Regions from separate parts of the Homo sapiens genome. Here region 1 is linked to region 2. A link is a loop called in an ENCODE intact Hi-C map of the cell type or tissue named here. Cell type or tissue: CD14-positive monocyte. All regions are shown on one strand. Links, peaks and the distances in the headings refer to the core of each region. The heading gives the core; the rest is flanking DNA.

The links. A loop is a pair of places that touch in the nucleus more often than their neighbours do. Peaks named below come from ENCODE experiments on the same cell type or tissue, not always from the same donor. Only the 100,000 strongest peaks of a DNase experiment are listed, where the experiment ranks them.
Region 1: it touches region 2 in a loop (2.1-fold over the local background); 3 of 110 quality-filtered maps call a loop at or near these places.

What each region holds. Positions count from the first base shown.
Region 1 is chr7:37,670,310-37,681,770 of GRCh38, reverse strand. No RefSeq gene overlaps it. Among named protein-coding and RNA genes, the nearest start is that of GPR141, 7.7 kb to the left of the region's middle. RefSeq lists an enhancer at 1-2. In CD14-positive monocyte, for the core only: no CTCF peak of the experiment used is centred there; DNase peaks (open chromatin) are centred at 5,800, 7,040 and 9,690; H3K4me3 peaks cover 3,648 bases; H3K27ac peaks cover 4,739 bases.
Region 2 is chr7:37,723,765-37,735,225 of GRCh38, reverse strand. All of the region lies in intron 2 of GPR141 (G protein-coupled receptor 141), which reads right to left. Among named protein-coding and RNA genes, the nearest start is that of GPR141, 46 kb to the right of the region's middle. RefSeq lists a silencer at 6,080-6,189. In CD14-positive monocyte, for the core only: a CTCF peak has its summit at 2,871 (motif pointing right); DNase peaks (open chromatin) are centred at 2,765 and 6,275; H3K4me3 peaks cover 2,318 bases; H3K27ac peaks cover 6,077 bases.

The sequences.
Region 1 (11,461 bases), core at 2,151-10,150, 54 kb after region 2:
AAGAAGCAAACAGAGACCACCAAGGAGGTGGTGCCCTTATAATTACCTCAAATTTTCAGTTAGGACCCCTGAAGGGCTACACCCTAGGAGACAGCATGTGCTAAAAATATTGTACCATCACAAAGTGGGAGCCCAATTTCAAATCACCTAAATTGCTGAATTAGGTAGACAATCACTGAATAGATAGGAGATTTGCCATCGTCATAACGACCTCCTCACACACATCAAGCAAAAGTAAATACTCTCTGGAGGACGATAACACTAACCAGATCAATGAATTGACTCTCAAACTTTTTAAACACAATGTCCAAATTTCAATAACTATTAAAAGCCATGTCTGAAGATAAGTCTAGAAAAACAGACCATGAAAATAAACAGAAAATAGAAACAAATGCACAAGGGCATTCAGAATTGATTGGTTTTAAAATAGCTGTAATCAATGTTTGAAGAGAGTACACAAAATATAGAAAATTTACACTAGAGAATTTTTTTAATAAAATAGAAATTCTGAAACTGAAAAATAAAACAACTAAAGTTACTTAACTGATGAAGACTAATAGAAGATTAGACACAGAGGATGATGGAATTGAAATATAGGTCAGTAGAAAGTAGCAGATTGGGCTGGGCATGGTGGCTCACACCTGTAATCCCAGCACTTTGGGAGGCCAAGGCAGGTGGATCACCTGAGGTCAGGAGTTCAAGACCAGCCTGGCCAACATGGTGAAACCCTGTCTTTACTAAAAATACAAAAATTAGCTGGACATAGTGGTGGGTGCCTGTAATCCCAGCTACCAGGGAGGCCAAGGCAGGAGAATCGCTTGATCCCAGGAGGTAGAGGTTGCAATGAGCTAAGATCACACCATTGCACTCCAGCCTGGGTGACAAGCGCAAAACTCAGTCTCAAAAAAAAAAGAAAAAGAAAAAAAAGAAATACCAGATTGAATAATGGCAACAAAAAAAAGATAAAAATTATATAAAATCACACAAAAGTCATGAAAGACATAGGGCAAAGTTTTAACATGCCTATAATGTTGCTCTGGAAAGAAACAAGAGGAAGAATTTGGAAGAAACGATATTTTAAAGGGCAATACATTTTTTAAAAAATCATAATAAAAAAAGACATAGACTCAAGAAGCACTATGAATCCCAAAGAGAATAGAAACAACAACAAAAACTCTACCAAGGTCCAATATATGAAATAAAAAAATGAAGAAAGAAATTTTAAAATTATGTTACACGAGAAGCTGAGATGATAGGATTGCTTTCAGCCAGGAGTTTGAGACCAGCCTAAGCAACATAGTGAGACCTCCATCTCTAAAGAAAAAACAAAAACAAAACTTAAAATCTGTTCGGAGGCAAAAACTTTTAAGTGTGCAACAATAAGATTGAAGACAGCCTTTTCAACAACAGCAATGGAACCCAAAGGAAATGGAACAACATCTTCAAAATTGTAAAAGAAAATAACTGCTAATTTAGAGTTCTTTATGCAATAAAAATATCCATCATCTTGATGACACAATAATATTTTCAGACAAACTGAAACTATGATGATTTGTAACCCACCAACATGAACTAAGGGAAATGCTAAAAGGAGTGATTCCAAAAGTGCAAAGGCAATCCCAGGTGAGAGCCAGAACTGCACAAAGAAACCAAGAGCAATAGAAAGAGCAAATGTGTGGGTAAACCTATGTACATATCAAAGATTTACAATAACAATAGTAATCACCTAACAGGATTTGAAATATAGGTAGAGTCAAAATTCCTGACAATAATGGGATAAAGCATGGAGAGATATAAATTGAATTCAAGTGTTCTAAAATCTTTGCATCTTCTTGAAGGTGGTAAAAGTACTAATTAACATTAGACTTTAATCAATCAAGAATGCTCACCATCATCTTTGGAATAGTGACTAAAAAATAACAACAAAATTAGCAAGATAAAACAGGAAAAAATGGAATGAAGAAATATTATCCAAAAAAATGCCAAAAAGTACAGAAAAGACATATAGAATGAATAGATAAGTAGAAAACAAAGAGTAAGAGAGCAAATTTAAAACCCCAAATTTGATGATAATAATATGTAAATGCACTGAGCACTTACCAGATTAGACTTTAAGGCAAGAAACATTATTGGCAACAAAGAGAGGTAATTTCATAATAAAAGTGTCAATCTTTCTAAAACATTACAATTCTGAATTTGTTGCAGTTTTAGTCTCAAATATGTGAAGCAAAACAATGACATGACGAAAGGGAAAATGGACAAATTTATTATCATAGTAGAAGATTTTAACAAACCTCTCTGTGATACAACAAGCAAACAAAAATTCAATGTGAATATAGTACACTTGAACAAGGCAATCAATAAACTTGACCTAATTCATATTCCTTATACTCAGCAAATGCAGAATTCACATCATATGAACAACCTCAATTAACCCAATGGTAGATATAAAGCAAATATAACAAATATAATAAGACTGAAACTATACAGAGTATATTTTCTGATAAAAGGCACAATTAGGCTAGAAATCAGTAACAAAAAGATAATGTTAAAACCTTTATATGTTTGAAAAGTACTCAATATACTTCTAAATAAATCACAAGCTAAAATGTGAGTACAAATGAAAATTAGGAAATACTGTTATTTGAATGATAATGAAAATTCAACTTATAAAAACTTTAATATTACAATTAAGGTCATATTTAAATGCATATAGTAGAGGTGGAAAGGTGAAATGAATGAAACTCGAGGTAAGCAGCAAGAAAGAAGAAAAATCAAGCAGAAGTCAATGAAAGATAAAACAAATATATAAAAGAGAAAATAAATCTACAAGTTCATTCTTTTAAAGACTAATAAATTCAATGAATCTCTAGAAAAATAGAGAAAAAAAGAAAGAGGGCACAAAATCCAAGTATCAAGATTTTTTTAAAGAAGGGGCTTAACTACAAATCCCTCAGGTAATAAAATGCTAACAAAAAGATATCATAACAGTTTTAGAGCAATGATTTCAATAAAATGGTGAAATAATTTAAAAAGCCATAATTTATATACTATACTGCCACATGAAGAAATATATAATACAAATAGTTAATATCTAGTAAAAGAAATGAAATCTGTAACTACAACCCTTTGAAAACAAATTTCCAGGCCTAATGATTTTATGTGAATTCTTCTAAACATTTAGAAATAACATCAATTTTACATATATTATTCCAGAGCACAGAAAAAAAAGATTTCTAACTCATGTTTTGAGGTTATCGTAACTTTGATAGCAAAATCCAGTGAGGAAATTATAATAAAGGACCTAAGCAAAGTCTACTCTGATTTATATAGACACAAAACTCGTAAACAAAATATTAGCAAATAAAATCTAGTGATACATATATATAAATTATAGCTGGGCATGGTGGCTCAAGTCTGTAATGCCAGCATTTTGGGAGGTCAAAGCAAGAGCCCAGGAGTTCAACACTGCAGTGAACTATGATCAAGTCACTGCACTACAGCCTGAGCAACAGAATGAGACCTGACTCAGAAAACACACACACACACACACACACACACACACACACACACACTAAGGCATGGCATTATGGTCAGGCGAGAATTATTCCAAGAAGACAACACATGTAAAAATCAGTGAGTGCAATTCACCACCTAGGCAAAATAGAGGAGAAAAATCATAGGATCTTCTCAAACAGAGGCAGAAAAATCGTGATAAAATTCAACATCCATCCATGATTTTTTAAAAGGCACCTACAAATGAAGAATAGATGGATACATACAAAATCCTACAGCAAACGACCTGCTTTAATGGGAAAATATTGAATGCTTTCCTCCTGGTAGCAAGTATAAGTCAAGGATGCCATCTGTTGCCACTCTTACTAAAGATGTTTTATTGGATCCTAACAGAATGCAGTGAGGCAAAATAATTAATAAAAGGTATAAATATTGGAAAGAAAGAAATAACACAATCTTTATTTCCAAGGGACATTATTTTATACATATAAAATACAAAGACTCCATAGATAGACTTATAGAATAAATTTGTTAACTATTGTAAAGCCAAAAGTTACATATTAATTTTCAAAAATCAATTGCATTTCACACTTGCAACAAAGAAGCAAATAATACAATTTTTTTAAATAATACCATTTTAATTAGCATCAAAATGAAAAAACTTCAATGCCTAGGAATAAATTTAACAGTAGATAAGCAAGTCTTCAATGTAGAATAATATAAAATATTGAGAGAAATTAACAAAGATCTCAGTGGGTGGAAGACTATGCATTACTTTCACATAAAAAGGTTCAATATTGTGAAGATAGCAGTGCTTCCCCAAAACTACCTATGTTCAATATATTCCTAATAAAAACCCAAATAAATGATTTTGTGAAAATTAACAAGTAAATCCAAAAATTTATATGGCAATGTAAAGCGCCTTAAATGTCCAAGAAAATGGAAGAAAATTAAAATATTTGAAAGACTGAATTACCAGATACCAAGATTTATTTTAAAGCTAAAATTATTAAAACTGCATGGTATTAGCACAATCATAAAGAAATATAGTATAGAGTCCAGCAAATGATCCACACGCATAGATGAACACTTATTTACAAAAACGGTGGCAATGTAAAGCAGTGGGGAAGAAGAAGAGAAGAAAGAGGGAAAGAAAGAAAGACAGGGAGAGAGGGAGGGAGAGAAGGAAGGAAGGAAGGAAGGAAGGAAGGAAGGAAAGAAGGAAGGAAGTCTTTTTAATAAATGATGTTGGGTCGATTAAACATTCAAATCAGGGGGAAAAATGAATCTTGAGTTTCTACCTCACATTATTTGCAAAAAATCAGTTCCAGATAGATTGTTGACCTAAATGTGAAAAGTGAGACAATAAGGCTTCTAGAAGATAACAAAGATTATCTTCTTTACCTTGGAGTATAGGAAAAATTTTTTAAGAATACAAAACTCACTAATCACTAAAAAGGAGACTGAGTCAAACTACTTTAAAATAAGACTTTATACTCATCAAAGATATCAAGACAGTAAAAAGAGAAACCATGGAATGAAAGCAGATATTTGTAGTTCATATAACTGACCAAAGATTCATATCAAATATGTATAAATGAGAAAAAAGATAGATAATATAATAAAATTAGTACATACAAAATACCTGGATAAGCAATTTGCAAAAGAAGGTTTTCTCATAAGTACAGGCGATGTTACTCATCTAAATTAGTCACTTGGTAAATGATAATTAAAAACAGCCATGGAATACCACTAAATATATACCAAATGGCTAAAATTAAAAAAACCACAATACCAAGTATTGAGGAGGATGTGGAGCAAATAGAATTTGCATACGCTGCTAGTGGTACAGCTAAAGCTTTACTTCTCAAGCTCAACATTCCTTTGTCTCATGATGCAGCAATTTCATTATTAGATATGTACCCAACAGAAAATGCATATGTATATGTGCCAAAAATACTACAAGAATGTTCATAACAGAAAAAAGCACAGTAGTCAAAATCTGGAAATAATCCTTGATGTGGCTTAACAATAAAATGTATTCTTTTTTAAAAAAAATATGGACGCGTAGTTGCTCTTTAACAATGAAAATGAATGAAATAATGTTACATGCAAAAACATAGATGCATTTCACAAACATAGTATTGAGAAAAGAAGCCAAAAACAAAGAATTCACTGTGTGGTTACATTTATATGAAGTTTAAATACAGGGAAAACTGATCTATGATGTTGCAAGCCCTGCCAGTGGTTACCACTGAAGGCATGGGAGGAGTGGGAGCAATTAGGGGAAGAAGGGGTACTTCCCTGCTATCTCTTGATCTGGGTGGCGAGCACTCAAATGTGCTGACATTGTGATAACTCATCTGGTTGCACTCTGTGATTTGTGCATTTTTCTGTGTAAACAATATACTTAAATAATAAAAGTTCATTTTTAAATGTTCCACACTAAAAATTTACTGGTACAGGTGATTTGACACTAATTATTTTCACAGTTCCATTATTATTATCGTTATTATTTTATGATGGAGTTTTTGCTCTTGTTGCCCAGGCTGGAGTGCGATGGCGCGATCTGGGCTCACTGCAACCTCCACCTCCTGGGTTCAAGTGATTCTCCTGCCTCAGCCTCCCTAGTAGCTAGGATTACAGGCGGGTGCCACTGCACCTGGCTAATTTTTGTATTTTTAGTAAAGACGGGGTTTCACCACCTTGGCCAGGCTGGTCTCGAACTCCTGACCTTGTGATCCACCCGCCTCAGCCCACAGTTCTATTATTTCTAAATAATGATTCAGCCAACATTCTGTTTTCTCATATGAAGCTTCACATTAAGTGTCCTCCTTTTCTGAATTACCTGCATGCTAGAGCTCATTTTCCTGGGAACAATGCTAAAACATCCTCTTCCTCACTTTGAAATATATTTGTCCAATGCTTTATCTCATTGAAATAGATGCCAGAACAATTAGTTCCAAATCCATATTTAGAGCTCATTTAGAACAAATTTGCATATGGCATTTGTGAGCTTCCAGCTCTCACCTATTAAATCAACGTGCAAAGTAAACTCTGGTTGAACCCTGCTGCAGATCTTCAAAATTATCTGAATCACCTAAAAAGGATGATTTCCATTATTGGGACTCCACACAAAAAAGAGGGTGGTGATAACATGCCAAATATTTAAAGAGCAAAGGAGGGATCTGTGAAGCACAGAATCTCAGTGTTCAGAACTACTCACTGATACTGGAGATACCCCTCCAAGTACCATCCAGTCTCTAGTTGTTCATCTTCTGACAGCTCTGGCATTTAAAGTTATTTATTACTTACAAACTGAAATGTTTCCTTATACTAACGACCCACATTTTAAATTCCCATCTTATAGCCAAGGAGAAAAAAAGTTTAATCCCTTTTCTCCCTGACAGCCCTGCAGATGATTGTCTTGTACGGTCTGAGTCTTCCCTTCTCCGTGTCTGGAACTGTGATCTTCTAAAGCAATATTCACATGATGTGGTTTTGAGTTCCTCCATTCTCCCAGCCACTCTGTTTACAACATCCTTCAGTTTCCGTAAGTTCCTCTTTCTTAAAGTGTTCATCCAGAACTGCACCAAATGCCTTCAGTGTGCTCCGATTTGTGAAATAAAATTTCTCTCCTCTTATGTGGTGCTTTAAGAACTGCCTTCAAGCACAGCTTTCACCATCCTGTGATTTGGGACCCAGGAGAAGGACCTTTTATCAATCATTATTAAACTTTAGTTTGCTCCTGCCTTCTTCAGGACTTTTTAGATCCTAAGTCTGACCACTCACCTCATTCAAGATGTGAAAAACTGTCCAAAACAACAGACCTGAGGTACAAGTCCTCCACCAGCTACCTGACAGTCTCCAGTTGGGCACCAGTTCATTCACGAGTGTCCTTTGCCTGGAGGTATTCTCCAAATATCATACAGGCTGTGTTTCTGTAAGGTCAACATAGCCAGCAGCGGCCTTGCCAAATGCCTCGCTGAAAACCACATACCTGTGACTAATGAATATTGTCCATCTTCATTCTGATAACCTGTCCAAAATATCCCTTTTGCAACTGAGCTTTCCAGCCATGTGAATTAGGATGTAGATGCTGCATTCACAGTAGTACAAAGAGATTTGGAAGTTCATCTGCACTCAATTCCTCCCCTTCATCTAGTAAACTGAGTGCCTGTAGAAAGACCATATAGACTTTCTGAGCGTCATTTTGCTAATTACAACAGTGGGGTAATTGCCTATATCTCTATTATAGATTTTTTGAAAATTTCTTTGTTTTACAATTTGGTGACCTTTGTTTAAAGCAGTATTTTCTCTTTAAAGTGTTCAACAAATTTCAAACTTCACACTTCAGAATGATCTGAAACAGAGGCCACCAAACATCCCCACCAGTGCAGAGGCAAAGGTTCTTACCATTTAATGCATTCAGATACTATATTTAGTTGTAGAAACCTTTGTCACCTGTAAAGAAATATTGTGAAAAGAAATAGTGATATCATGAAGATGACGAAGATGATGATGATGATGATGATGATGATGATGATGATGATGATGATATCCTGGCTTCCACCCTGAAGTCTACACCTGGAAGACTTCTGATGTTGGAATAACTTATGTCACTTGCTTGGCTTCTCAGAGTATGAGAAATTGTATTTATACTCATGTCAGGATACTACAAGGTATTTTAGGGCAGTTGCTAGGGTGACAAACATATTTTATGGGGAATATGAATGCACCTCAAATCTGTACTTCATCTCAGCAAAGGACTAGATTCAAGTCGTGTGTAATTCTCAGGAAACAGAGTTACAGAGTATCATTTTTAAAGCAGAATGTGTTTTTCCAGAAACAAAGCAGCAGGCCCTGCTCTGTGGGAGAGAATACCCCTATAAATAGAGAAGAAATCTAATGGTATTTTGTCTTAGGCAGGAAGGCTTAGAATATCAGGGCAGAATTTCAATTTTTAATGTATTTATTCATCAATAAGTTTCAAACACACACATGTACACATATCAAATAGATCTAGTAACTGAATCACCAAACAAGAGCTTTTAATCCAGGCTAAGCCCAGTCAGCTCCCATTTATGAGCTTCAGGCATCCTAGCCACGTTTACTGGAAGAGTCTCTGACCTTTTCTTTTGACCTTAAACCTTAACTTCTTGCCTCATTGCCTACATTAGTCAGGGTTCTCTAGAGGGACAGAACTAATAAGATAGATGTATATATGAAGGGGAGTTTGTTAAGGAGTATTGACTCACACGGTCACAAGGTGAGGTCCCACAATAGGCTGTCTGCAAGCTGAGGAGCAAGGAAGCCAGTCCGAGTCCCAAAACCTCAAAAGTAGAGAAGCCCACAGTGCAGCCTTCAGTCTGTGGTCAAAGGTCCAAGAGTCCCAAAGCTGAAGAGTTTGGAGTCCAATGTTCGTGGGCAGGAAGCATCTAGCATGGGAGAAAGATGGAGGCTGGAAGACTCAACCAGTCTAGTCTTTCCATGTTCTTCTGTCTGCTTTTATTCTGGCCATGCTGGCAGCTGATTAGATGGTGCCCACCCAGACTGAGGGTGGGTCTGCCTCTCCCAGTCCACTGACTCAAATGTTAATTTCCTTTGACAACACCCTCACAGACCCACCAAGGAACAATACTTTGCATCCTTCAGTCCAATCAAGTCGACACTCAATATTAATCATCACACTGCCAAGTCTACATTTACTCAGCTCTTGACAGTTTAGCCTTAATTCCTTTTAGTGGCCCTGGGCTGCACCCTGGACTTGAAGGTAGATTTAGCTTCTTCAGTTCCAGGCAATCTCTCTCTCTGATGGAGTCCCGGCTTGGAACTCATCATCAATGATAGTTTTAACACTCACTCATTCCCTGAGAGGTTCAAAGAGAATGGCCAGCTCTTGCTTGAGAAAGATAAGAAACAGCTACACTGTGTCTTCACCTTAGTGGCTTTAAAAGAGTTTTACTCTCTTTAAAAAAAAAAAAAAAATTCTGTGGCTTACTGTTTACTTAACATCCTTCTCTTAATCCTTTATTTTGGTCCCTGAATCTTCAGAGTGTATTTCCTCCAAGGATGACTTTATCAATTCATTCAAAAATGCTTATTACACCAGGCATTGTACTTAACAGCGTAGGTCCAGAAGCTGCCTGTTAGTTTGATTCTGCCTTTGCTAGGGAACGTGTCATCTGCTTGTGCAATGTCACTCAACAGCCTCCTTGCATTTGCCAGCACTCCATTAGACACAGTCTCTTTGCCTTTGAATTCCTTCACCTTTATGCACCAGTCTCCCTCTCACACACTCTCACTTTCACTACCATTTCAACTTGCACATCAAAACCTTAAATTATCTACCATAATAAACTCAATTGTTAGATTCGATATCCATATTTTGTATACAGTTCAACAGAAAGGTGGGTCTATGAAATTAGGAACTATGATTTATCTATTTCCCTATGTTATCCTAATTTCATAGGGAATATCTGGATTATCCTAATTTCATAGGGAATTTTCTATGAAATTAGGAACGATGATTTATCTATTACTGCTTCACCAGCACTTAGCACAGTGGCACCAAACACACTGTATGTGCTCACATGTTTGCTTAGTGGGCAGATGGACAGATGCTTACTTTGTGCCAGGCAGACAGTAAGAATTTCATAATTTTTTAATATTATCCTCACAACAATTTTATGAGGGTAGGAATCATCAGTTTCGTTTTATAGATAGGGAAGCAAACTAGAAATATTGTGGTAATTTGCTCAAGGCCATTATTAACAAATACTATTATTACTTGGTATTATGTTAGTCAGATTTGCATTTATGATATTTATAATCCTATTGCTAGCGTTTATTGGATACTTATGCCTTCAACAAATATTTTCTTCCTATTATCTTATAGAGTCCTCAGGCAACCCTGCAAGATAGTACAATTATTACATTCATTGTATGTATTCTCTACGTGCAGGACAATCTAAATGAGAGCTGTTAAATGCGATCTTTTCACTTACATTTCTCTCTCCATGGCCAACCCAGGAAATGGAGCATACAAAAAAAACTTCTGCTTTCCTAGAAACAGCATTACCTAAAGAAAATTAAATCAGTTTACATCTACAGTTGCTCCTCTGGTTCTCCATTACCAGAAAGTCATCAGGATCACTAAATTGTCATCACTAAATCAATTTGAAACTTCATCTTCCATTATTGATAGGGACCAGGATGGAACCACAGGTTTTGACATGCTTTGATATTATTAAATATATGTATTTGTTTTTTCTTACACATCATATCAGTTAAATAGGAAATAAAACTGTGGTGTGTTTTATGATAGGAAAACTCAACTATGAATCAGGTTTGTCTAATTTCCTCATTCTTCATTTAAATGTACTCTACCATCAAGTCAATATATCTATCAATTGTTTTCAGGTATTGAATCTTTCCTAGTCTTCTATTTCCTTCTCTTCATCTACAGAAACTAAAGTAAGTACCAAACACCATGAACCAAAAGTTGACACAAGGATGAAATTTCCTCTATATTGACATTTTTGGAAAACACAGCTATCGCTCACCCAGGGATTTTCCCACTTCCTTTCAAATGGGATGTCAATTGTGTTTGGTTGGCAAAGTGCCCAGCTCTGGTGGATCTATTCTCAGCCAATAAATTTTTAGCCAGCCTTGGTGATGCACATCCTCCTTGCTGGTGATTGGTCTAAAGATAGGAATATGACACAGGCACAGCCACTGGAGGTTCCTGAGAAAGACTTTGCTCTCCCATTTTTTAGGGGGTTAGCAGGGAGATAACAAAGACACCTGTCCTTTCTTTTTGAAACTGAGTTATGAGAACAAGCTTCCATAGCTGTACCCATGCAGGGGGTACTTCTAAGAACAAGTACCCAACATGCTGAGGTTGGCGTACTGGATTATTAAAGAGCTGGGTCTTTGACATCTG
Region 2 (11,461 bases), core at 1,830-9,829:
CCTCTTCACTAATTGCCTCAGCTGTGCTCCACTGTCTTCAAGCAAATAACTTCTGTATTTTACTTTATTTGATTTCTTGGATTATTCCTGGTGGGAGCTCTAATCAGTTGATCAACCTTCCATCCCATGAAGATGCAGAAGCTAACGCAATTTTTAATGTTTCAGTAGTGCAATACATTCTTACAGTCTTGAAATTAATTGAATTAACAAGAGAAAGGTAACTTCCTCCCCAACATACAAAGATTAGTTCCCTAACTTTTATAAATTTCAATTATAATGTAAATATGTTATAGTACTGTTATTTGTACATTTTAAAGTGCATCATCTAATCCCTGCTGGCAGCAGCCACACTCCATAACACCTTATCTTCACTCAATGCCTCAAGCTCTTTCTTGCCTTAGCACCAACACCTCTTCTCTCCCCTCCCCATCCATCTACTAATCCTTCAGGTCTTAAGTCTACTATCAGTTCTTTAGGGAAGTTTTCTCTGACTCCCATACTAGGTAAGATCTACTTGGTAAGATCTCTTTCAGAAGATAAGTCAGAGAACTCCTACACTACATGAGATCTATCTGACCTTCTCTTTTCTCCTCTTCTGAAGATAAAAGAATCACCTCTACAAGGGTGATTAAATAATCACTTGGGTTAATGGGTGCTGGTTGCTGGTATCTTCCCTCTTTCCCCTAGATTGTAAGCTCCTAAGCTCCACAAGGACAAGGACTGTGCATGTTTTTATTATTTTCCACTCTTTTATCCATAGCAATAGCCAACACATAGAAGATAGTCTCTAAATATGAAGTGGAAGAGTAATTAAATATTCATAACATGTAGCTAAGAGAACAATGCGTTACTTCAATTCTTGCTTCTACTACTGTTTGCAGTGTTACTGTGAACAAACTACTTAACCTCTCTGAGGCTTATTTCTCTCACCTAAAATGTGGATAAGCCCTACCTACCTCATATAGTCGTTATGAGACAAATTAGATAATTTATGCAAAATTAAAACAATATACAACATAATAATTAATATTGATTAATTGAGTAATTAATGAGTTGGGACAGTCTTGTTCTGTTGCCCAGGCTGGAGTGCAGTGGCATCATCATGGTTCACTGCAGCCTTGATCTCCTGTGCTCAAGTGATCCTCCCACCTCAGCCTTCCCAGTAGCTAGGACTACAGGTGTGCACCACCACGCCTGGCCTAACTTTTGTATTTTTTGTGGAGACAGGGTTTCACCATGTTGCCCAGGCTGGTCTCAAACTCCTCGGCTCAAGAAATCCACCTGCCTTGATCTCCCAAAATGTTGGGATTACAGGCATGGGGCACGATACTCGGCCAATATTGATTAATTTATGAGATAAATATCCAACGTATGAAGTGGAAAAAATCTTCTAGGAATATTTTAAACATCACCTTTTGGCTGCAAAATTCCTGCAAACTTCTGTTTTTCTGAGGGGTCTAGCAAGTGGGCAATAACTGGAATGGTAACTAACAGTGATGCTAATCCTAGCAATACTTTTTTTTTCTTTTCTTTTTTCTTTTTTTTTTTTTTTTTGAGATGGAGTTTCACTCTGTCACCCAGGCTGGAGTGCAGTGCTGGGATCTCGGCTCACCGCAACCTCCGCCTCCCGGCTTCAAGTGATTCTCCTGCCTCAGCCTCCGGAGTAGCTGGGATTACAGGTGCCTGCCACCACACCTGGCTTATTTTTTGTATTATAGTAGAGACGGAGTTTCACCATTTTGTCCAGGCTCTTCTTGAACTCCTGACCTCAGGTGATCCACCCGCCTCAGCCTCCCAAAGTGCTGGGATTACAAGCGTGAGCCACCCTGCCTGGCTGTAATACTTATCTGTGGTTTTCCTCATCCACGTCCCTGCTCCATTTGCTGGGACAAGTCACCATGTGTTATGGTGACATCACAGTTATTCCCAGGAGCTGGGGCTTCTTCCCATCCCAAAACCTAGGACCCAAGCTGTTTATAATAACATTCCTTGCCAGGCTGTATGATAATAAAAGCACCTGTAGATATAGCTGCAAAACATTCAGCTAGCCAAGCACATAGAGCCAAGTCCATATCTTCTCAGCCCCGCCCAGACCTATTCATGTACTCTATGTTACTCATTCTTGACTTGTCACCTGATATCTGGTTTTGGTTCTCTGCCTTACCTGACACACTTTGGCTCACTCCCCACCAGCTCCCTGGCTCAGACTCAGCGCTCTTGATTGTTTCCCAGGCAAACCCATCTGCCTGACTTTAAAGCCTAATTTTCCCTTCTAGGAAATGCCTCTTCATGTCTCAGCTCCCCCATATATTCTTGCTACTTTCCTGTGACTACATCTCCACCTCAAGCTTTGTAATAACCTTCTCCCAATCAGAACTAAGTTTTATCTGCGTCTCAGGAGATTCTGCATGAACCACTGCTGTGCCAATCCTCTCCTTACGACCATCTAGCTCTTATAAAGAGTCCTGCTCTGCTCCTTTGTTACATATCTATTACTGAGACTCCTTGGTGGTGCTGTTTATCTGCTCATTATCTTCATAACCTATTTATTGTTCCTATAGTGTAACCTTGAGGTCAAGTTCCATGATCCCACCTACCTATGATCACTTGTCCTGAAATTGAGTCCTGATAGGTTTTCCAGATGCTGCCTTTTATGTCTGCCTGAACTCAGCATGTTTCCAACTTCCAAATTCCTTTTTTATGGTGCTCTGTCCACACTTAATCAGGACATTGCACAAGACTTTCAGATGATCTGCATCAAATTGCAACATCTCCATTCTGTCCCATGGACTACAGCTAAAATTATCCTTCTGCTAAACCATGCACTCTCTCAATCTGCCTGCTGGGGGCAGACTCTCGCAACTCATCACTCTCAAGGTGAGGGGGCTCTGACTCTAGCCTAGGTAATAGGTTGTTGCAAAAGTAATTGCGGTTTTTGCCATTCAAAGCAATGACAAAAACCGCAATTACTTTTGCAACAACCTAATAACAAAAAGAGAGGTTGCAGTGAGCCGAGATCACGCCACTGCACTCCAGCCTGGGTGACAGAGTGAGACTCCATCTCAAAAAAAAAAAAAAAAAGAGAGAGAGAAAGAAAAGGAGAAGTTAGAAAGTTCTTCCTTCACGTTGTGCACATGTACCCTAGAACTTAAAGTATAATAAAAAAATAAAATAAATAAATAAATAAAAATAAAAAAAACAAACAAAGAAACCTCTCTTCCTCTTTACTTTGCTTCTTTCTACAAGGCACTTACTCCCTTATTGTCCCCTTGAAGACCACTTCATCTCATGTAATGGGCACCCTACTCCCAAGATGGCTCCCCAGCATCTAAAAGCAAAGCAAGAACTAGGATGGGGCCAAATGGAGGAACACCATGAAGCAATAAACATTTCAAGATTCACATTTAGTAAGAAAGGACAGAAAGCGATTGGGGCACAATTTTTTCCTAATGGGACAAAAAAATTATATATCTGTATAAGAAGTATTCCTTTGCGCCTGTAATCCCCGCACTTCGGGAGGCCGAGGCGGGCGGATCACGAGGTCAGGAGATTGAGACCATCCTGGCTAACTCGGTGAAACCCCGTCTCTACTAAAAATACAAAAAAAAAGAAAAATTAGCCGGGCGTTGTGGCGGGCGCCTGTAGTCCCAGCTACTCGGGAGGCTGAGGCAGGAGAATGGCGTGAACCCGGGAGGCGGAGCTTGCAGTGAGCCGAGATCCTGCCATTGCACTCCAGCCTGGGCGACAGAGTATTCCTTTGCATATGGGATGCTATTCTAGAGATTGATGGGAATTTTTAATTAGTTGACCTAAAATTTTCTCTCTACATTTCTTTCAGAGAGACACCTCGTTCTCCACGTGCATGACTTGCTTGCAGCCATGACTACATCCAGTGCCCGACCAGCAGAGCTGGACAATCACCTCCCCACCTATGCAGGTACAAGGGGGATTGCTACATACTCGTAACAGCCTGTCTCTAATCCCTGAGAAGAGATGAGTATGCAGGATCAATAACATGATTTTATCAGTATTACATTAAAGAACTGAATTCTCCAAATTGAATTTGAAACATTAAAATCTGCAGATAATTCTCATTTGAGTTTTAATTTTAGCAGTGTCACATTTATCCTCCAGGGCATATTTCTTTGTACAGTGGTTTATTTCAATAGCAATTAATAGCAACATCAATTCAGCCAAAGTAAACATATTTGTTTGAACTTAGACCGTTAAATATTTCCTAGTCTATTAATTTATGTGTCTGTTAGAGTTGGATGCCCACAAAGAATGAAGGAAATTTCGAGCCTTTTCACAAAATGGAAAGTTCAAAGCTTAACAACCTTGAAAGGAAATGTCTTCATTGCTAAAAAATTGAGCACATACAAAAATAATAAATGCTTCTCAGAAATGCTTCCAATACCTCACTTCAGAATATTAGCTTGCTATTTAGAACAGTCCCTGAGACTGTGGGAAAGCCAAGAGAATGTCTGAGAGACACAGTGAGCTGTGAAGCAGTGAGCCTGCCAGGTATGAGACAGACAAGCCTGAGAGACAAACACCATGGCCATGGCCGGGCCCTGGGACCCTGGAACAAGCAAGCCAGCACCTGCAGTCACAAAAACAAGTGCAACTGATGGCTTTGACGCGTGTTATATACAGAACCTGCCAAGTGTGGTTAAAACAAACACTTGCAGGTAAGAAATATGCAGTCTCTGATCAAACGAAAAGCTCTGTTTTCCTGGATGCCAGCTTTAGATGATATATGTTTAGATTTCTTAATATTCAGGTTCAGGTTTTGAAATTTGTCCTGAGCTTTGGGACACAGGCACTTTGAAGAGAAAACAACTGAAGCTTACAAGGTGCCCAGGATAGACTGTTTGAGATACACTTGTTATTATTATTTAGAGATCCACCTCACACTTTATTTTGTAGAAAAATATAGCATGTGCCGTAGCTCAGAATTTGGAACATGGTATGTGTCAAGTACTTCTGCAATGATTCAGTGAATTCATGAAAGAGAGCGAGAGATCAAGAAAGTGAGGGAGGAAAAGAGAGAAGAGAAAGAAGGGGGGAAACAAAGAAAAGGAATAAGAAAAAGAAAGAAGAGAAGAAGATGAAGGGAAAATAGGAGAGTAGGTTCTGAGGGTCCCAGCCAGTGATGCTGGTGTTATACTTAGGCATTGAACTGACCGTAATATTTTCCTGGGATCTGGTCTTTCTTTACACCTAGAAATGATTGAAATGTCTCAGTTACTTTCTCAGTTGATTCTCCAATATACTTTTGCTAAGGAGTGCAGCTGATCCCAGGAAAACCTGAAAGAAGGTAAGAGAGAGGTAGTTTCTGCTTCCACGGAGACAATCCATTCCAAATACAAGAAGCCAGGGAATTGTTTTTTAAACAACATTAACAACAGTTATTTGTTGATGCTACTTAGATATTTCACCTATATATCTTCATTGCGCTTTCTCTTCCCAAAATATTACCCCCACTCACACAGTCTTGCACATCTTTGAGGTGTAAACACAGACTGCATTTTCTTTCAAGCCCTTCAGGCCCCCGGGACATTCTCAGCTCCTTTCTCAAAAAGCTTTACAGGTGCCTTTCAGTCCTACCTTTGTTGTCTTATTCTCTGTTTTAATTATTTTAGTCATTTGTGGACTTGTTTTTAACTTTGAATTTCTTTCAAAACTAGCATATAATTTTTAAATAGTGGTCATGAGTTGTTAACTGAATGGGTGAAATAATGGTGAAAAAGTGCCCTGACTGGATTAAACATTTTTTGGATATGGCCACATTTGGATCTAGACCAACAACTGACATCAGGATCCCAGAAATAAACTGCAAACCCAGAGCCAGCTCTCTCAGGGGACAGGGCTGCCTCTCTGGCTGGCTGTGGACCTCCTTGTTCCACATGAGGATCCCCTCTTTACCTCTGTGATTGACCTTGGAAGGTCATCATGAAGCCTGGCCTCAAACTCTGATTTTCCCCTGCCCTCTGTCATGTCTCTGCTTAAAATCCTTCTTTGGTTACTGTTAGAGAAAAGAAAAAACTCTGAGTTCCTACCATGACATGTAAGCCCTTTGCAAGCTGGCCTCAGCTTCTATTTCAAGGGACACCTCCTCTCTAACCCCCTTCCTTCAGCCTCGAGCTGTGACTCAGACTTACCTGTCATTCTTGGAATGTTCTCTTTCATACCTCCAGCTTGCTTCTTGTTTCTCTAGGACCCAAATGTACAGCTAAACAACTAGAATGAAGTCCAAATTGCATCATCAATGATTTCACTTCTCTTTTTAAAAACTTTCCCTGGCATCCCATTGTCTATGGGAGCTGTGGGAACTGACATATTAGCTGACCTGACATACCAGGCCAGGCCTTGCTGGTATTTGTAGCTCTAAACAAGCCTCTGCCCTATCCTGGTGCACCAGGATTCTCCCATCCTGCCTGCATGATTCTCTTGTGATTCTGGTCTGATCTCATCCCACACACAAGAGAGCTCCTCAGGTCTTCCTGAGGCCTGGCTGGTGGCTATTCCCTTGTATCTTATCAACCCCCTTCCCAAAGCCTTGCCCACAACCTTGCTTGGGTCTCAGTGGTCATTGTCCATGGCCTGAGGACTACATCAATGTCAAAAGTGAGATATGGAAGTGGTTTCTGTGGCTGTTTTATAAGAAACCTATGGTAGAGCCAACATCAGAGACCAGCCTACAAAATGAGAGTCCTACACAATTTATAGAACCCTGAAAAATAACATTAAATAATCCAAATGCTCATTAGCGTGTAGACCTTAGTCACCAGAACCCCTCCCTGCACCATTTTAAAACAGACAAACAAGTATAACCTACTTTGGGATTTCTCACTTAATTTATTAAACAAGTGATATCACTCTAACTGTCTACTGTACAGTAGGTAGCAAAGATTCTGAAATGAATAAAACACATCACCGCTTTTAAATCTCCTGTTTGGTAGGAGAGAAAGAGGCACATCAATTATTTACAGAAACACCTATGGGTACGTGAAAAATGCTGCAAGAATTCAGAAAGAGCAGTAATTATTTAAGAGGTACTTGAGGATGAAGGCATCAAAATAAAGTAAAAGATGCTTGGGTACAGATATGTAGCAGTTACTGGATCTTGAAGGGTGCATTGAAGTTCTAGATGTAGAGAGGAGGAAATAAAGCACTCCAGGGAAAGAGAAGATTCTGGGCAAAGGCTTGGATGCACATTCGGGGAATTACCAATAGTTTGATGTACCTGGAACATTTGACATATTAGGAGAACGTGGGTGAGAATCTGTACATGAGGATTCCCATATTTACGGCATGTTGCCACTCTAAGGATTTTCAATTTTATTCTGAAAATTATGAGGGATGCAGGGAATTTTAGAATACTAAATGACATCTTAATATTTCAATTTTGAAAGCTTGTTTTGGCAACAGATTGGATAGTTGGCAAAGGGTTATTCAAGTTTAAATATTATAAGGATTGGAGCAAGATGACACCCACCTAGGAGAGCTTGCCCCCAAATTAAACAAAAATTGAAGAGTCTGGGCTTGGAAAAGAAAAGTACATGCTTCAGGTAACTTCATCCACATTCAACAGTAAAAAGACAAAGAACAGTCACTGGATATTTTAGGAGAGCTAATGACACATTAGATGGATACCAAATTTCCCAGACAAAAGAACTAACAGATGGGTTGGTTTGCTAAGAGGGCAAAGTGGAAAAAAGTAACTTTAAAATGTCCTCAGAGAGAAGAGAATGGTGTGAAATAAGACTCAGAGTTGTTATTTTAATTAAAATGTACCAAACCACACAATCAATGAGCTTGTAAGAAGGTTGAGAATACTCCCACAGATAGAAGCAAAAAAGGTCAAGAGATGGAAGATTTAAAAGAAAAGCTAAAAAACCCCAAGAACAAAACTATTAATAGAAGTTCCAACATCATCTGGAGACAGCAAAAGAGAATGAAATGCTCAGATAAATAATTAAAGGACATTTTCTACACATAGAAAAGATAAAATGTTTATGTTGAAAGGTCCCACCCAGCACTGAGCTAAACTACTAGAAAAGACTCAGATTTAGACACATAAAGATGTTATTTCAAATCACAAAGAACAAATTAGCATATCCACTTCGATGTATAATAAACATCTCAAACTTAGTATATCCAAGGCTGAACTGTGCCCCAGACATACACAAAAACTTCTTCCTTGCAAAGTCCTCGCAGTTTAACTAGTAATACGAACTCCATTTTCTATTTGCATACGTGAAAAATCTTACAATTATCCCTAATTCCTCTTTTTCTCCCATAATTCACCTCCACTCCTTCAGCAACTCCTATCCCCTGTCTCTCATATTAGTCCACATAGAGTCCATGGGCCAGATTTTTTCTATAAAGGATATTACTGGTATAATTGGCCAAATATTAACACAGTCTGCAGATTAAATAATAGAATTGTATCAATGTTATTTTCCTGATCTTGACCATTGTATGTGGTTGTATAAGAGAATATCCTGTTCTTATATAATATACACCACATACTATAAGGATAAAGGCAGCATGCTTTCTATTTATTATCAAATCAATCCAAAAAATTACAATATGGATATACAAAAAGAGAAAAACCAATGTGGAAAAGATTACAATTGGGGAATCTGGGTGAAGGTTATATTGGAGCTCTTTATCATTCTTCTAACATTGTAAATGTTTTGTGTAAAATTATTTCTAAATTTAAAAATTATGAAAAATTACATAAAATAAACATAGAGTTGGTCAACTCTTCATTGCCTAAATTGCAACAACTGGGATTCAGCCACATTAACTCTTAATGGGATTATTACAGCAAGCCCATGAATTCTCCCATTTTTTACTCCTAACTCCCCTATTCCCAACTCAGCAACCAGAGTAATCTTTCAGAATGTAAATTAGAAGATGTCATTCTTCTTATCTCAATCCTCCAATGGCTTCTCACCTTTCTCAGAATCAAATCAAGATTTGGAAATGGTCTGAAAGGCCTTACAGGATGTGATCCCTCCTCCCCGCTCTCTGTCCTTTGATCTCACTTCCTACAGTCAAAATGCAGTGAAACACATTTTAAACCTAAAATGCTCATGTTCATACCAAATTAAAACACCCATTGGTTTCCACATGGTGGCAGTGAGGGAAATAAAAGAGAGAAATTGTATGTGAATATCTCAGTATTTTTTGGTGGGGAGGAGGTTAAAGGTACTGTTTAAGTGTAGAGAAATAAAAATGAATATAACTTCTTGATGAAAACTTAAGAGCAATCAATTAGTGAACCAAAGTTGCATGTATGGCTTGCAAATTATGAGAAGGAAAAATGGAACACAGTAATAGCAGTAACAGAGGCAGGAAGGAAAAAAAAAAACAAAGCAAACATGGTAAATAGACATATTTTAAAATAAAAGAATGAAAAGTCCAGACATCTGAAATCACACAATTTATAATTTGTTCCTTCTTCCACCTACAAAAAGAAGAAATTTTGTCTATCACTCTGTGACTACACTAAAAACCACTGAATTGTGGTTCACCAACCATAAAGTTGTCCTTTGAAAAAAGAATGACTTTTATAGTTGGTGAATTATATTTCAGTAAAGCCATTGTGCAAAAAAAGAGAGAAAGAAATTGCGTCTGAGCTGAGCCTTGGGGATGAGGGAGGAGGGGGAGAATTATTGACAGAGAATCAATGCTGCCGGTGACTGCCTTCATTCATTCATATCAAGGGCAGAGCAGGAAACTCCCTGGTTAGAGGACTAGGAGGATGCCGTGCCAGGAACCAGGAGCCCTGGATGCCTCACCCTGCTCAAGTTCGCAGGCCTGGTCCCTCTGATGTGGCCGCTCATTCCTCCTTGCTCCCCGCTCCATCCCTGGCTTCACTTCTTTCTGCTGCACCTTGAACAGATGGGACTGCAGATTCACCTTCTTGATTCTTGACCACTCAATACAAGGAACCAGCCCTACCCAAGCCATGTTCTTCATAACACTGATCACTGTCATCTCACTTTTTCTTTGTCATTCTCTATATTCACCCCTTCTTCCAAGAAGAAAAGATCCATGAGAGTGGTCATGGTGTCTCCATCTCCAGGAGAGAAGGAACCCTTGGACCAGGAATCAGAAGAAAAAATCACAAATTCTTAGTGTCAGAGTGAAACCTAGAGATTATAGCATCCAGTGCACCCATTTAACTAAGGAAGACACCGAGGCCCACACAGCGACCTTTGAAAGCTAGCACGGCTTGTCACTGGCTAAATTCCAGGTTCTGTGTCTCAGTCTGGGACTATTCCTGTGACACAGCACTACTAAAGGCAGACTCCAGAGGCCCAGCAGGACAGACGGCAGCTTCTAATCAAGAGAACTATGCTTTAAGTCCAGCCCCATAGGCCCCACCTCAAGGACACCAGTTGGGAGCCAGGATGGATGTCCAGCCCCAGCTAGAAGAGGCATCACAGGTTGTTCTGAGAAAAGGTTGTCAGCAGACAAATGGCTTCCTGCCTTTGAGCTCTCCTTAGAACGAATTATAGTTTGTTGTGTTTGCAGAAAACAAATAGGAACAGTCACTTTAATCACTCACTCAGGGAAACTCAAGCAGCAGTTCATCCAAAATATATTGAGAAAAGATTCTGGGATGGCAGCTCCCACATTAAGGACGAGCTCAGTGTAGCTAAAAAACCAAAACCAAAAAAATCTGTCTGAAAATATCTGAAGCAGTGTGGGAAACAATAAAAAAGAAATATCAACTCTAAAGAAATTCACTGCAGAAGGTTATATGCCTAAGTAACATATAAAAATTGCCCCCTGCTTTGTTCATATTCGAACTCTCTCTCACAGTCCTCCTCCTCTGTACATCCTATTTCTGAAGTTTGAAAGGACTCTCTTGGGTTTTCTATGGTTTTTTTAATAGCAAAAAAAAATGTATATATATATTTTTTAGGCAGTTTCAAGTAAAGTTAGATCTGCAGCCTCACTCATCAAAGACATCATTTTTCACCAAAGAGCAGGCTTCTGGATTTGAGCTATCCTTTCTCTCCTCACTTGAGGAGTTCACCATTGCTGCTGACTCTCTAAAGGTGAGGATGCAAGTTCTGGTTACCTACAAGGGAAGTGGGAGCTGAAACTCAGAGGCTTTGTGTCTGTGTAGAGTGAGCCACACTGCTCTGCAAGGCACCCAGGGCACCCCTGCTGCCACCCATGTTCTCGAAAATAAGGAACTGTCAGTGAGTTCTTTCCATTCCCAGGGAGAGCCTTGCATAGATCTGTAGGTCTGCAGATATTGAAATGTGCTATGAATTCTGATCTTTGTGAATGTCCATCTCCTTACCAGAAATTTTGCTTCAAAGAAATCTTTCATTGTCCAGGAACTGTGCTTTATTCTCAGAAACTGTTAAATCTGGGGGACTGTGTTCCTGGCATTCCTGAGTGTCCAGTGCTACTACAGCCTTGTTGC